Regions from separate parts of the Homo sapiens genome. Here regions 2 and 3 are each linked to region 1. A link is a contact called in ENCODE Hi-C or POLR2A ChIA-PET data. All regions are on one chromosome and are shown on one strand. Each heading gives the region's core, a stretch centred on a gene start or an enhancer-like site at or near the end of the contact. The rest is flanking DNA. Distances are from core to core; before and after follow the strand shown. Region 1 holds the start of MON1A (MON1 vesicular trafficking associated A). Region 2 holds the start of USP4 (ubiquitin specific peptidase 4). Region 3 holds the start of TCTA (T cell leukemia translocation altered).

Evidence for each region. A loop is a pair of places that touch in the nucleus more often than their neighbours do. ChIA-PET counts read pairs that join two places held with the same protein, here RNA polymerase II (POLR2A). Pooled maps may share reads with other maps.
Region 2: a loop to region 1 is called in a map of breast epithelium, with 15 times the contacts of the local background. The contact joins the promoter of USP4 here to the promoter of MON1A in region 1. A Hi-C loop is called at or near these places in 1 of 168 maps with a recorded cell type or tissue (breast epithelium) and 4 of 50 pooled maps. POLR2A ChIA-PET finds 5 or more read pairs at or near these places in 3 of 52 experiments (Caco-2, GM12878 and activated T-cell).
Region 3: a map of CD4-positive, alpha-beta memory T cell shows a loop between it and region 1 (5-fold over the local background). The contact joins the promoter of TCTA here to the promoter of MON1A in region 1. A Hi-C loop is called at or near these places in 1 of 168 maps with a recorded cell type or tissue (CD4-positive, alpha-beta memory T cell), 1 of 37 single-sample maps with no recorded cell type and 6 of 50 pooled maps.

What each region holds. Positions count from the first base shown.
Region 1 is chr3:49,927,601-49,931,927 of GRCh38, forward strand. It overlaps MON1A (MON1 vesicular trafficking associated A), which reads right to left and starts at 2,211. Exons shown (of 6, transcript NM_032355.4): 1 at 2,009-2,211. RefSeq lists a silencer at 1,918-2,267.
Region 2 is chr3:49,338,054-49,342,380 of GRCh38, forward strand. USP4 (ubiquitin specific peptidase 4) reads right to left here and starts at 2,000. Exons shown (of 22, transcript NM_003363.4): 1 at 1,871-2,000. The coding sequence starts at 1,971. RefSeq lists a silencer at 1,941-2,130 and enhancers at 2,171-2,670, 2,301-2,470, 2,561-2,620.
Region 3 is chr3:49,410,480-49,414,806 of GRCh38, forward strand. TCTA (T cell leukemia translocation altered) reads left to right here and starts at 1,944. Exons shown (of 3, transcript NM_022171.3): 1 at 1,944-2,161; 2 at 2,577-2,631. The coding sequence starts at 1,948. It overlaps RHOA (ras homolog family member A), which reads right to left and starts at 1,497. Exons shown (of 5, transcript NM_001664.4): 1 at 1,341-1,497. RefSeq lists enhancers at 644-1,618, 1,517-1,811, 1,747-2,156 and silencers at 937-1,026, 1,037-1,316, 1,377-1,676.

The DNA.
Region 1 (4,327 bases), core at 961-3,460:
ATAGACAGTTGGGAGTCAGGTCAAAGAGCTGTCTTATAGACAGCTGGGAGTTCCTCCAGGCTAACTGGTTGTTCACTGGCTCTGGAGTTGCAGGAATAGACAACGGGCTCTCTGCTGCTCTTGGAAGTATCTCCTAAATTAAACTCCTTAATTAGCCAGGTATGGTGGCAGGCGCCTATAATCCCAGCTACTCAGGAGGCTGAGGCAGGAGAATCACTTGAACCCAGGGGGCAGAGGTTGCAGTGAGCTGATATCGCGCCATTGCACTCCAGCCTGGGCAAAAGATTGAAACTCTGTCTCAAAAAAAAAAACAACAAAAAAAAACAAAAAACTCCTTGGTCTGCCACATGCCACTGCTCTGTGACGTTGCACTTTTGGTTCAAAGACCCAAACAAGGTCTACAATAGCTTACTTATTCTGTCCTCAGGGCCCACTCTCCACTGATCCCTTGTGGGCTTTAGCTGACTAAGCCCAGTGTGGCTGAGTGGTACCCAGCACGGTACCTGCATGGGGAAGGGTTGGCGGGGGCCAGATCAGCTGGCCAGAGCTAGTGGATGCTTCCTTCACAATAGTTCTCCTGCCACCTGAGATCATACAGTATCTCAGCATCTCCTAGGTCAGTCTGGGGTCCAGCCAGAGGCCTGATGAAGCAAACAGCTCTCTGAATACTTACTCTGGAAACTCAGACAGGGAGGCTGAGTGAATCACAGCAAAATCCACCCCAACCCCCATTGGAGCCACAACTGTGCAACTGAAGCTCCTGGGAGGCTAGAATTGAAGAAGTTAGGCAAAGGAGGTCTCTTAGAACCAGCCCCAGATGCCCCTTCTCAGGGAACCCTTCTCAGACAACCCCTCTAGAAGCCCCAGGCCTTGCTTTTCCTAGAAGTGCCCTGCTATGCCTGTGAGCAATGTCACCAAACAAGTTGGCTCAATCAGCCCTTGTAGTGTGCCTCTCTCACTCAGGCAGCCTTGGAGCAGAGAAGGCCTTCAGAAGCCCCTCCCTACTGACTCCCTACCACTCCTGCTCCCTCTTCTTGCTTGGATAGCACTTCATTTCACCTTAACCCTTTGGAGCGGCCTGTCTGGAAAGGAGGTGCCAGGATACAGGATGTGTGGCAGACAAGGCCCAGGTGAGGCTGTGCTATGGCTGCTTCAGCAGGATGCCTACTCCATGCTGAGATCACAGTCTGGTCCTTGTCACTTCTGGCGGTTACTTCCCTCCCTGACAAAGGGTGCTCACTCTCCCTCTGCAAACTTGTGCCCAGAAAGGGTGGCTCACCCAGTACAAGGGACAACCCAGTTGCACCAGGCAAACTGGTGCAAAGTCCGGCCAGGCGCAGTGGCTCATGCCTGTAATCCCAGCACTTTGGGAAGCTGAGGCAGGCAGATCACCTGAGGTCAGGAGTTCAAGACGAGCCTGGCCAACATGGTGAAACCCCGTCTCTACTAAAAAAATACAAAAATACAAAAAATTAGCTGGGCGTGGTGGCGCATGCCTGTAATCCCAGCTACTCGGGAGGCTGAGGCAGGAGAATCGCTTGAACCTGGGAGGCGGAGGTTGCAGAGAGCTGAGATCACACCACTGCACTCCAGACTGGGCAACAAGAGTGAAACTCCGTCTAAAAACAACAAAGCAAAGACCCAAGCCCCTTCCAGGTGCTGCCCCGCTCATCCCAGTTACCTCTGTTGCTTTTTGAGAAGACTCTACCGGCCGAATATGTGTACGTTTGTTGGCGGGGCGGGGGTGGGGGAGTGGGGAGAGTCCTACCTGGCCACTGCCCCCTACCGGATCTCGCCCTCCCAGCCAAAGGATGGGTTCCAGATCTCGCCTTTTGTATTCCCCAGCTGGGGACTAGCCGGCTGAGGGACCGCAGGGAGACACAGTCTTCCCATTGCAAACGATAGCGTTGATGGCTGGAGGCCCCCGTCTTCAAGCCCCTCCCTCCAAAGATGACAGCTCTCCAGTCTCTAGGTGCCTCCAGGCCACGTGGGCTGGCAGTCAACTCACCTGTTTCTCAGAGGAGTCCAGGACGCACAGAAGGTGCCGGTCACTGCCCTCTGCCGGACCCATGGAGGGGTAAGGGTGTCCGGCCGGGGCCGGCCTGAGGGCACAGCTTCGCGGGGCCCCGGCCCCCTGCGTACACAGACATGGCCACAGCGCAGGCACCGCTCCCTCCCACCGCCCTCACCCGGCCGCCGGTGCAGGAAGATAGCTTTCGCCGGCCTCTCGCGGCCAAGGCCCAGCTCCAGCCGCTCAGCCCGACTCGGCCCGCCCCCGGGGTGCATTGTGGGAAATGTAGTCCTTAGCGTTTGGCCGCCTGCGGCGCCGAGGGACTGGTTCTGGGCTCCTAGTCCCAGCAGAGCCGTGGGCAGGTCCTGACCCGGGTCCGCGATTGCCTCATCCGGCGCCGCCTTCTAGGGGCCTGGGCGCCTCCTCCGAGTCTAGAGTCCCACACAGAACAGCCCTGGACTCTGGGCCTCTCCGTCCGAGCCAGCTAGCAGTTCATTTCAAGTGAGAGAAAGGGACGTTAGGATTGTTTCTCCCACTGATTGTGGAAGGACAGTGCAAGTTTGGGGGACTGGATAAATGTCATTAGTGGGCCCAGCCACACAGGCTGTAAAGGATGTGGGCATGCGCAAAAGTCGCACTAATTGTTTCTAAAAACATATTTGTAGCCACGTTTTAATGTATCAGTATAATGCTCTAGAACGGTAGTTCTCAACTCTGACGGCACATAGAATAAGCCGGGAAGCTTTAAAAAAAAAAAAAAAGAACTAGGACGGGCGAGGCGGCTCACGCCTGTAATCCCAACACTTGGGAGACCGAGGTGGGCGGATCACTTGAGGTCAGGAGTTCCAGACCAGCCTGGCCAACATGGTGAAACCCCATCTCTACTAAAAATACAAAAACTAGCCAGGCTTGATGGCGTGTGCCTGTAGTCCCAGATACTCGGGAGGCTGAAGTGGGATTCCAGGAGGTCGAGGTTGCTGTGAGCCATGATCATGCCCTGCACTCCAGCCTGAGCACCAGAGCGAGACCCTGTCTCAAAAACAACAACAAAAAAACTAATGCCTGGACACCAGCCCTAGAGATTTTGATTTAATTGAATTTAGAGTAGGGTGGAGTGTTGGGGAGCCAGGCATCACTATTGTTTTAAAAGCTCCCCAGGTGATTTACCATTGCAAAGAATCATTGTTTGTAATTTCCTAGACGCAAAGCAATAAAAACAACAGGAAAACAGTCAACAACAGGCTCTCCCAAAAGACCCTTATTTTTAGAGATGGTTTTAAAAAGTAAAATTAGTGTTTGGCACCACTGCTCATGTTCTTTTCTGAAGCAATTAATTCACTTTACAGCCTTATGGTTAATTCTCCCAAAAGTTAATAGGATGAAAAAAAAAGTCAGATCACTCCTCTGACTTTCCCTGCTGCTCCACAAGCACCTGGGGGCAGTGTCCTTTTCCTCTCTAAGCCCTACACTGGAGTTAGGGTAGAGCTCCGCCCCTGGGCTTTTCTTCCAGTCTCAGATGGCTGCCACTTGTAGCCTGCTTCCACAACACTGGCCTGTGACTGACATGGTGACAAAGCTGTGGCCTTTCACTGAAGATGGCTTTGCATAAGGCTATCAAGTTCTTGCACATAGTCTAAGGGAAGCTTTCTCACCCCCATGTCCCCCACTTTTAGGTAAGGACATAAGAAAATGCCCTATTCCTTAACTGAGAGTCTCTCCAGGTCTCCACAGATCACTCAGTATTTTATCTCCTCATTAGCTCAGAAGTCCAAGTTCCCTCCCTTAGGGCAAGAATCATTTATACAGTTGTTTTCTCTAATTATTACACTATAAGAGTTTGAGCCATGAGCTGGGCTTGGTGGCACAGCCTTGTAATCCCAATTACTCCACAGGCTGAAGCAGGAAGAATTACTTGAGCCCAGGAGATCAAGTCTGAAGTGAGCCATGATCATGGACAACAAGAAGGAGAAAGTTAAGAAAGAAGGAAGGAAGGGAGGGAGGGAGGAAGGAAGGAAGGAAGGAGAGTTTAAGTCAAGATATAACATTCTCTGCTTGGTACAGAAATGTCCTGGCTATGTTCCTTTCCTTTTTCTTTTTCTTTTTTTATTTTTTTTTTAGAGATGGTGGTTTCACTATGCTATGTTGACAAGGCTGGTATCGAACTCTTGGCCTCAAGCAATTTTCCCATCTTGGCCTCCCAAAGTACTGTGATTACAGGCATAAGCCACCATGCCTGGCTAATATCCTGCCTATATTTCATTAACTTGAATTTACACCCTATAGAATTCATCTCCATAGAAGACAAATTAATTTAAT
Region 2 (4,327 bases), core at 750-3,249, 590 kb before region 1:
AAAAAAAAAAAAAAAAAAAAGTATCTCTATGCTGTTTTACAATTAAAACAATCTCTGTGGAGCAACAAAGCATCAACAATTATATTGGTGCATCCTTAAAATTTTATAACCAACAAATGTGAGAGGAGGTCAGGCAGCTTCCCAGAGGTCACAAGGATCCATAAACACATCCATCTCTAAAATGCTATTTTTCTTCCAAATCCCTTGAGCAATACCTTCCATACAATTTTACTGTATGATTTTAGTCTATCTTAAACTTCCTCTACTTCTGCTGAGTATTCTTTATGAACCCTATAGAGGTTAACTTAAAAAGTACCTCTGCTAGGCCGGGCGCAGTAGCTTCCGCCTGTAATCCCAGCACTTTGGGAGGCCACAGCGGGCGATCACCTGAGATCTGGAATTCGAGACCAGCCTGACCAAAATGGAGAAACCCCGTCTCTACTAAAAATACAAAAAAAATTAGCCGGCCGTGGTGGCGCATGCCTGTAATCCTAGCTACTGGGGAGGCTGAGGCAGGAGAATCGCTTGAACATGGGAGGGGGAGGTTGCCGTGACCCGAGATCGCGCCATTGCCCTCCAGCATGGGCAACAAGAGCGAAATTCCTTCTCAAAAAAAAAAAAAAAAAGAAAAGAAAAGAAAAGAAAACACAAAAAAAGTACCTCTGTTTACCCTGCCTTTCACAAACTGGTTAGCTCAAGGTGAATACATAAGCTGTTATCTGTACTCCTCCTAACCCCAATTTTTCTATTCTCCTGCTCAATTCCTCGGCAGATCATCACCACAATGATTTCTTAAAGATAGGTAACACTCGGGCCGAGCACGGTGGCTCCCACCTGTAATCCCAGCACTTTGGGAGGCCGAGGCGGGTGGATCATAAGGTCAAGAGTTTGAGACCAGCCTACCCAACATGGTGAAACCCGGTCTCTACTAAAAATACAAAAAATTAGCTGGGTGTGGTGGCGTGAGCCTGTAATCCCAGCTACTCGGGAGGCTGAGGCAGGAGAATCGCTTGAACCCGGGAGGCGGAGGTTGCCGTGAGCCAAGATCACGCCACTGCACTCCAGCTTGGGCAACAAGAGTGAAACTCCATCTCAAAACAAAACAAAACAAACAAGATGGGTAACAATCATACTCGATGCAAAGTCTAGCCTTAGTTTTTCTACTCCTACACAATTACACCACCCAGGAATCTCTCCAGTAGTACAAAGTATTGTCCCCTCTACTAAACAATCTATTAAGATGCCTAATAACTCAGCCTGGGTCTTCTAAATTCTGGACCCTTCATCTTCTATCTAGCTCCAGGACCTAGGCTATCCTCCTCTCCCACTCCAAGACACTGCTGCCGCAAATATTTTTGACACTTGCTACCAAAATAATCGGGGTTCTCAGACATTTGTTCAGCTTCTGACCTTGACATCTGTTGGCAGTTTACAAGTTACAAAGTATCTACTTCTGATTTTCCCCTCAACCCACTGAGGTCGGTGAGCCAAATATTGCTATCCTGGTTTTAACAGTGAGGAATCCAGGTCTGTGACACCTTCGCCCAAGGTCACACGGCGAGTCCTCATGGTAAAGGGCTCTCCCCACCCTTAGGGTCCCCACCAACCTTCCCCTTCTCCACATCCCTCCTCCTGGCCCCCGCCGGGCCCGCCCCCTAGGGCTCCAAATGAACTGAGACGACACTCAGGCCCCGCCTGCGCTTTCCCAGAGCTGATCCTGGAGTTATTCTCCTGAGGGGCAGGTGTCAGGCTACTCTTCCAGGGTCACTACATACCATCCCCGCCCAGCCCCTACTCTAGCCGAGAAAAAGGAGGCCCCTTTTTCTCGGCCCCTGGTTCTGCATAGAGGAAGAGCGAGCCGGGAGCTCACCACTGCGCCCCGCGTTGGAGTGTGGTCCTCATTAAGGGTCCAAGCTCGGACTTCTGAGTCTCCGCATCCGGTCGCTCACGGCAGCCTCCACCTTCCGCCATCTCCTCCGCGGCCCCGGCCCAGCCGGCCCGGACATCCGCCCCGCGCGCGGCGTGCTATAGACCGCGCCCACGCACGCACGCTCGCGTGCCCGCCCCTGCCCCACCTCGAGCCGCGGCCTTCGGCTCCTGCAGCCGCTGTCTTTTCTCCCCTCCGCTCTCGCGCCACCTAGCTCACCGGCGAACAGTGGAGCGGAAAGGCACACGCGAGAGGGGTGGGCGGGGAGCAGCAGCTGCTACTTCCTCCCGCCCTGCCGCCCGCTACGCGGCCTTCGGGCGCCCCTTCCTCTGCTCAGGATGGCGCTACACTTCGAAGCTCTGTTCAGCCCGCCGATCTCAGGGAGTTAGGCAGCAAGCCCACGACCCATCGGGCACCCCAGCCTGGCCTTCGAGGTTATCGTGGTCCTAAATAAATGCAGGCCAGGTGCGAGAAGCCCGGTAGTTAGGTCTGCTCATTCTCACCCCTGCAATTCCGCTTTCAGCTGGAGGCCTTAGGCGAGTCAGCTGCCCAAACGTGGGATCGGGGCTCCTGCTCCAGCGGCCCTACAGGGATTTCGGGAAGTACCATGTGCACCAGCGCCTTGGGACCAAGACTCAATGGTGTGTTGTAGTCATTAACAGTCGCCTTAAACAGTCGACGCCAGAGCCACCTGGCCCACCGCAGAATTCCGTCAGCTCTTCATACTGAGCTACTTGCCAAGCAGCCACAGAGGGGCGATAGCAACAGGGGAAGGAGAGGTACTCCACATTAGTTACCCAGGCGTGTACTTAGTTCCTGGAACAAGATACAACGTCCTGAACACTATGTTTTCCAGTCGCCCCGCTCACACACACAACCCTCCTCTTGGAGGGAGAAGTAAACCCAGAGGAAAGAGGAAGTCAGGCAGTTGGTCTAGATGCGTCTCCATACACTTGTCTAACAGTCCTTGTCCTCAGAGAAAAATAAGACCTAGTTCCTGCCCTCATAGAATCTAGTAGAAAAGAAGAGATGTTACAGAAATAACCTCAATGCCTAGCAGTATGTGGTAAGTGCCATTAAAGTGTGTGAACCAGGCCGGGCGCGGTGGTTCAAGCCTGTCGTCCCAGCACTTTGGGAGGCTGAGGCGGAAGGATAGGTTCAGCCCAGGAGTTAGAGACCAACCTCGGCAACATAGCGAAATCCCGTCTCTACAAAAAAATACAAAAAATAGCCGGGCAGTGGCTCGCGTCTGTGGTCCCAGGTACTTGGGAGGCTGAGGTAGGAAGATCCCTTGAGCCCAGGAGGTCGAGGTTGCAGTGAGTCGAGATGGCGCCACTGCACTTGAGACTGGACGGCAAAGTGAGACCCTGTCTCAAAAAAAAAAAAATAAATACAAATAAAGGGTGTGAACCGGCCGGGCGCGGTGGCTCACACCTGTAATCCCAGCACTTTGGGAGGCCGAGGCAGGAGGATCACCTGAGGTCGGGCATTCGAGACCAGCCTGACCAACGTGGAGACCGAAATGTCTTAAAAAAAAAAAAAAAAAAAGACCGGGCGTCCGGCGCGGTGGTTCATGTTTGTAATCCTAGGACTTTGGGAGGCCGAGGCGGGCAGATCACGAGGTTAGGAGTTCGAGACCAGCGTGGCTAATATGGTGAAACCCCTTCTCTACTAAAAATACAAAAAAAAAAAAAAAAATTAGCCGTTAGTGGTGGCCCACACCTAGTCTCAGCTACTCGGGAGGCTAAGGCAGAAGAATCGCTTGAACCTGGGAGGCAGAGGTTGCAGTGAGCCGAGATTGCGCCACTGCACTCCAGCCTGGGCAACAGAGCAAGACCCCCTCTAAAAAAAAAAGGGGGTGTGAACCAAAGGCTGTAGAACGCCAGGCACAACCCCTGCTCTCATAGGAAGCCTTTGACTTGAGTAACATTTGAGTGTGGTATTGAAAAAAAATGCTGGCAGAATAAAGATGAGGATGCATGTTACAGGAGGGGAGACTCAAGGGACCAGAAGATAATTTCTGGAAAAGGCAGGACAGGATCAGAGAGTGGGGATTAGGCCAGTTGAGGCGGGCACTACAACGCTACAACAGCCTAAGGGGATCTAAAGCTAGAAAGGAGGCCAGACAGACCATATATCCTGCCTTAAAAGGCAGGCAGGCATTATAGGAAGTTTTGAAGCAGAGACAAAATGGCTGAGGGTGCTTCACGCCCACGGTGGTGTAACTCAGACACAGAACCATTAGGAACCTCTCACTATGGAGGTGGCTGTGAGGGAGAAGAGGAGAAACAGAGAAGCCATGTCTATTTTATTTTATTATTCTTATTTTTCTACCTATTCCTGTTGAAAAGATGAGCTATGTTTTGTGTCGGGGGTGAAGGAAGGGGAACTGGCCCAGTG
Region 3 (4,327 bases), core at 694-3,193, 520 kb before region 1:
TAATGTCCCCAAGAGCCATCAGTGCTCCACAAAAGTAGATGGAACCAATTAAGACAAGTTATCCAGAGATCCTTCAATAAGTCATTCTTTACAATTAAAAACTAGTTTTTCAGTCCAATGTCACTTGTGCCAAATGCTCAAAACAGTATCTCCGCCAATCTAGCCACATCTAAGGTGACAATCATCCGCATGGTACACATTACACATCTGGGTGATACTAAGTGGTTGAAAAATTCTCTCCACATACAACATTTTAAATTATGGAAGTTTTTTGGTTTTTCAATTTTTCTCCTTCAGAAAGGCAGAGTGAAATATCTACTTACACACCTGCAAGAAACGTTTAAGACTTTCTTCAAGACAGAACCAAACAAGTCAACAACAGAGGTAAAAATTTAAAATCAGAACTATTAAAAAACACAAGTGGAACCAACTTTGAGGTAAAAAGGATTCCAATTTTCCACCGTAAACTACTAAACAAGGTTTGTGAACAAATCAACTTGGATGCGAATAGCGCTATTCAATGAAGACGACCCGTAACTGTAGATCCAATCAGTAACTAAGGTACAGATATTTAGATCATTCCTAATCAATACAGCGACTTCGACTAAGCAACATTGCATCTATTTTCATGCAACATCGCTTAAATCATTTACAGTTTTGTGTGTTGTTTTTTTTTTCCAAATGGAAAATACCCCTTTTCCACTCAAAACAGACCCCAAAGCTTTCAGACGAGTTCGGGCGCGTTCCAGGTGGTATGGCCGTAGATCATACCCCTAAGCGTTCAATACAATCTTTTACTTACTTACACAGTCTCCAACAAGTCTGCATTAAAAGAAAACCTACCCAAAGTGTAACTGGACTTTAATCAATATGAAACAGTGATTGTCGTTTCTCGTTAAACGTAAAAAGCAAAATGGAGTTGTAAAGAGTTTCTTTCCCATTTCAACTCCGACAGCCACGCGCGCTTTCAGCGGCCGGCTACACTGCGCGGTCGCGGGGCCCGGCCCAAAGCCCCCGCCCTGCCCGGCGCCGCTGGGAGAGGAAGCTCCGGGGACCGAGGGCGGGCAGGCGGGCAGCCTGGGCTCCACCAGGCCCGGCCGGGCGGGGGAAGGGGCACAGGAGACTACCGGGCGCGCTTCCGGGGACTGCGCGGGCGGGGTCGCCGCTTGGGGCGCGGGGCCCGGGCTGGGAGTCAGGTCAAGGGTCAGGGGCCAGGGGCGGCTCGGCCACGAGCAGCCGGTGGGGCGCGGCCGCGGCGGTGCGGCGGCCTGCCGGCCGGAAGAGTACCGGGCTGGCGGGCCTGGGGCCCCGCGGCGCCTGGAGGGAACCCTTCCGCTCACCTCAGGCAACGAATCCGAGTCCAGCCTCTTCGCGCCGGGGACGCCGGTCCGCGAGTCGCAAACTCGGAGACGAAGGCGGGTAGCTGAAGACCAGACCGTGGACTAACGAGAGAACCGACGGAGGACCGCGGGCGGCGGGAGGGTAGCGCGAGAGAGCGAGGGCGGGCGGCGGCGGGAGGGCGGGGAACGACGTGCGCGCCTCCGAGTGCCCAGCGGGCTCGAGCCGGCACAGGTCGCGGCCCCGCGCACGCGCGCGCACTCACAGCTCATCCACTATTGCTCAGGAGCCCGTCCACGCCCTAAAAGCAAAACCCTTAACCAATCATTGCAGCCGCGTGGGGCATCACGGGAACTCCGGGGCTATAAAAGACCTGGTTGCTATTTTGTACTCCCGGAGTCACTCATCCCTTAAGCAAGCAGGGTGGGGTTAGGTGCGCGTGCGCGGTTTTAATACTCCTCCCCGAACTGCCAACTCTTCACGCACGCGAAGTAGGCCCCACCCTGGCTGGGTTTACGCGTGCGCACTAACGGGCCTGGTCCCGGAAGACCACACGCGTGCGTGGTGGGGACTACGGTGACAGTACCCCGGGTGGGGCGAGGGCCAGTCATGGCGGAGTCCTGGTCTGGGCAGGCCTTGCAGGCTCTGCCGGCCACGGTGCTGGGCGCGCTGGGCAGCGAGTTCTTGCGGGAGTGGGAGGCGCAGGACATGCGCGTGACCCTCTTCAAGCTGCTGCTGCTGTGGTTGGTGTTAAGTCTCCTGGGCATCCAGCTGGCGTGGGGGTTCTACGGGAATACAGTGACCGGGTTGTATCACCGTCCAGGTGAGGCTTCCTACGAACCTCCGTGGGCTGGCCGCCCCCGCCCCCACCCTCTCCCGACTGTACCATTGGGTTCCCCACTATCCTGCAAGAGGCTCATCAGAACTTAACATTGGTTCACGGCCTTACTACCCTGAACGCATCTGACCTCGGAAGCTAAGCCAGGTACTTGGATGGGAGAACTTAACGTTGTGCCCTGACTCATGCCACCATACCATTTTACGCCAGAATCCCCACCAGTCCACCCATCACATTGTATCTGTTCCTCAGAACTCTCACCTGGCAATACCATTAGTCCCTTAGGACCCTCACCAGACTTCACCAAACAATACCAGTGGTCTCTAACCTGACCTGGGCTGATGCCTGCTCAGATTCCCACCCCAGCCTTCTGCAGCTCTGGATGTGTTTCTGCCTCCAGGTCTGGGTGGTCAGAATGGATCCACGCCTGATGGCTCCACGCATTTCCCTTCGTGGTGAGTAAATCTGTCCATACCGCAACCCCATGCTTGGCATTCCAAGGACACTCCTGTGCTGGTGACAGAGAGGGGAGTTCTCAGGCTTTAAGCCCACCAGCTTAATGGCCTTTGCAGCAAGCTTCAAGTCTGCACGTAGAGCTCAGGCTTCAAGTTAGGGTGACACCAAGGTCTGGACAGTCCATCATCATGCTGTTCAGCAGCCTGTAGGATAGGTGGTGGTATTGTCATAATTTCAGAGAGATGAAATGACAGGTTTGTTGGATTCCACTCTGCACAATCCCCTCAGTTGGGAAGGCAGTAATCTCTGTCCTGAGCACATTGACCTCATCAGGGTCAGCCTCCTCTTCTGCAAAACATGCGCTCACTAATCAGGGCATTCATTCAGATAATCTCTGGGCCCCTATCACGTGATAGGGGCCACACGAGGCCCAGAGAACAAAGACAACCCGGGCCCTGCTCATGGGGAGCCAGGGATTTATTAGGGGAGGGCGGCAGTGCATGGGGCAAGGGTGGTCAGGGAAGGCTTCTCCCAAGAAAGACACCTAAGCCGAGATCAAATGCCACAGGGTGACAAAGTGTACCAAGCAAAGGGAATGGATTGAGCAAGGCTAAGAGGGAAGAATACGGGTGACATATTAGAATAGGTAAGACTGTGATGCTGGAGCTTGAACGTGAGAGCTTGTTGGACCCTGGGAGCCATTGAAAGACTAACTCAGCAAGGCTGTGGTCTGATCTAATTTGCCTTTATAAATGCCTACTTCATGGCAAGTAGATAAAGGGGTCCAAGAGTTAGGGCTAGAGGTTAGAAAGGCTGCCACTGCCCAGGTTTCTGTCTTAGAGAAGAGGCCAGGCCCCATGGCTCATGCCTGTAATCCCAGCACTTTGGGAGGCTGAGATGGGCGGATCACTTGAGGTCAGGAGTTTGAGACTAGCCTGGCCAACATAGGGAAACCCCGTCTTTACTAAAAATAGAAAAAATTAGCTGGGCATGGTGGCATACGCCTGTAATCCCAGCTACTCGGGAGGCTGAGGCATGAGAATCACTTGAACCCAGGAGGCAGAGGTTGCAGTGAGCCCAGATCACGCCACTGCACTCCAGACTGGGCATCAGAGTGAGACTCTGTCTCAAAAAAAATAACAGGCCGGGCATGGTGGCTCACGCCTGTTCCTAGCACTTTGGGAGACTGAGGAGGGTAGATCACCTGAGGCCAGGAGTTTGAGACCAGCCTGGCCAACATGGCGAAACCCCGTCTTCACTAAAAATACAAAAACTAGCTGGGTGTGGTGGCGGGCGCCTGTAATCCCAGCTACTTGGGAGGCTGAGGCAGGAAAATTGCTTGAACCCGGGAGGTGGAGGCTGCAGTGAGCTGAGATCTTGCCATTGCACCCCAACCTGGGCAACAAGAGTGAAACTCCGTCTCAAAAAAAGAAAAGTAATAACAATAGTAATAAATAAAAAGAATAAAAAAACTAGAGAAGGATGGCAATGCCGTACTAACATGGAGAACCAGGAAGAAGAATGAGTCTGCAGGGAGAAGGTGCTGGGCCCAGGGTGGGCTGTGGGAGACCAGCAGAGAGGTCTAGATTGTTATGTGACCTTACTGAGCCTAGCTCAGCCCCCAAGAAGGAGCTTGGGAGAGCCAATTTCAGCAACTGTTCTGCCCATGGAATAACCACTCTCTCTTCTCTCTCT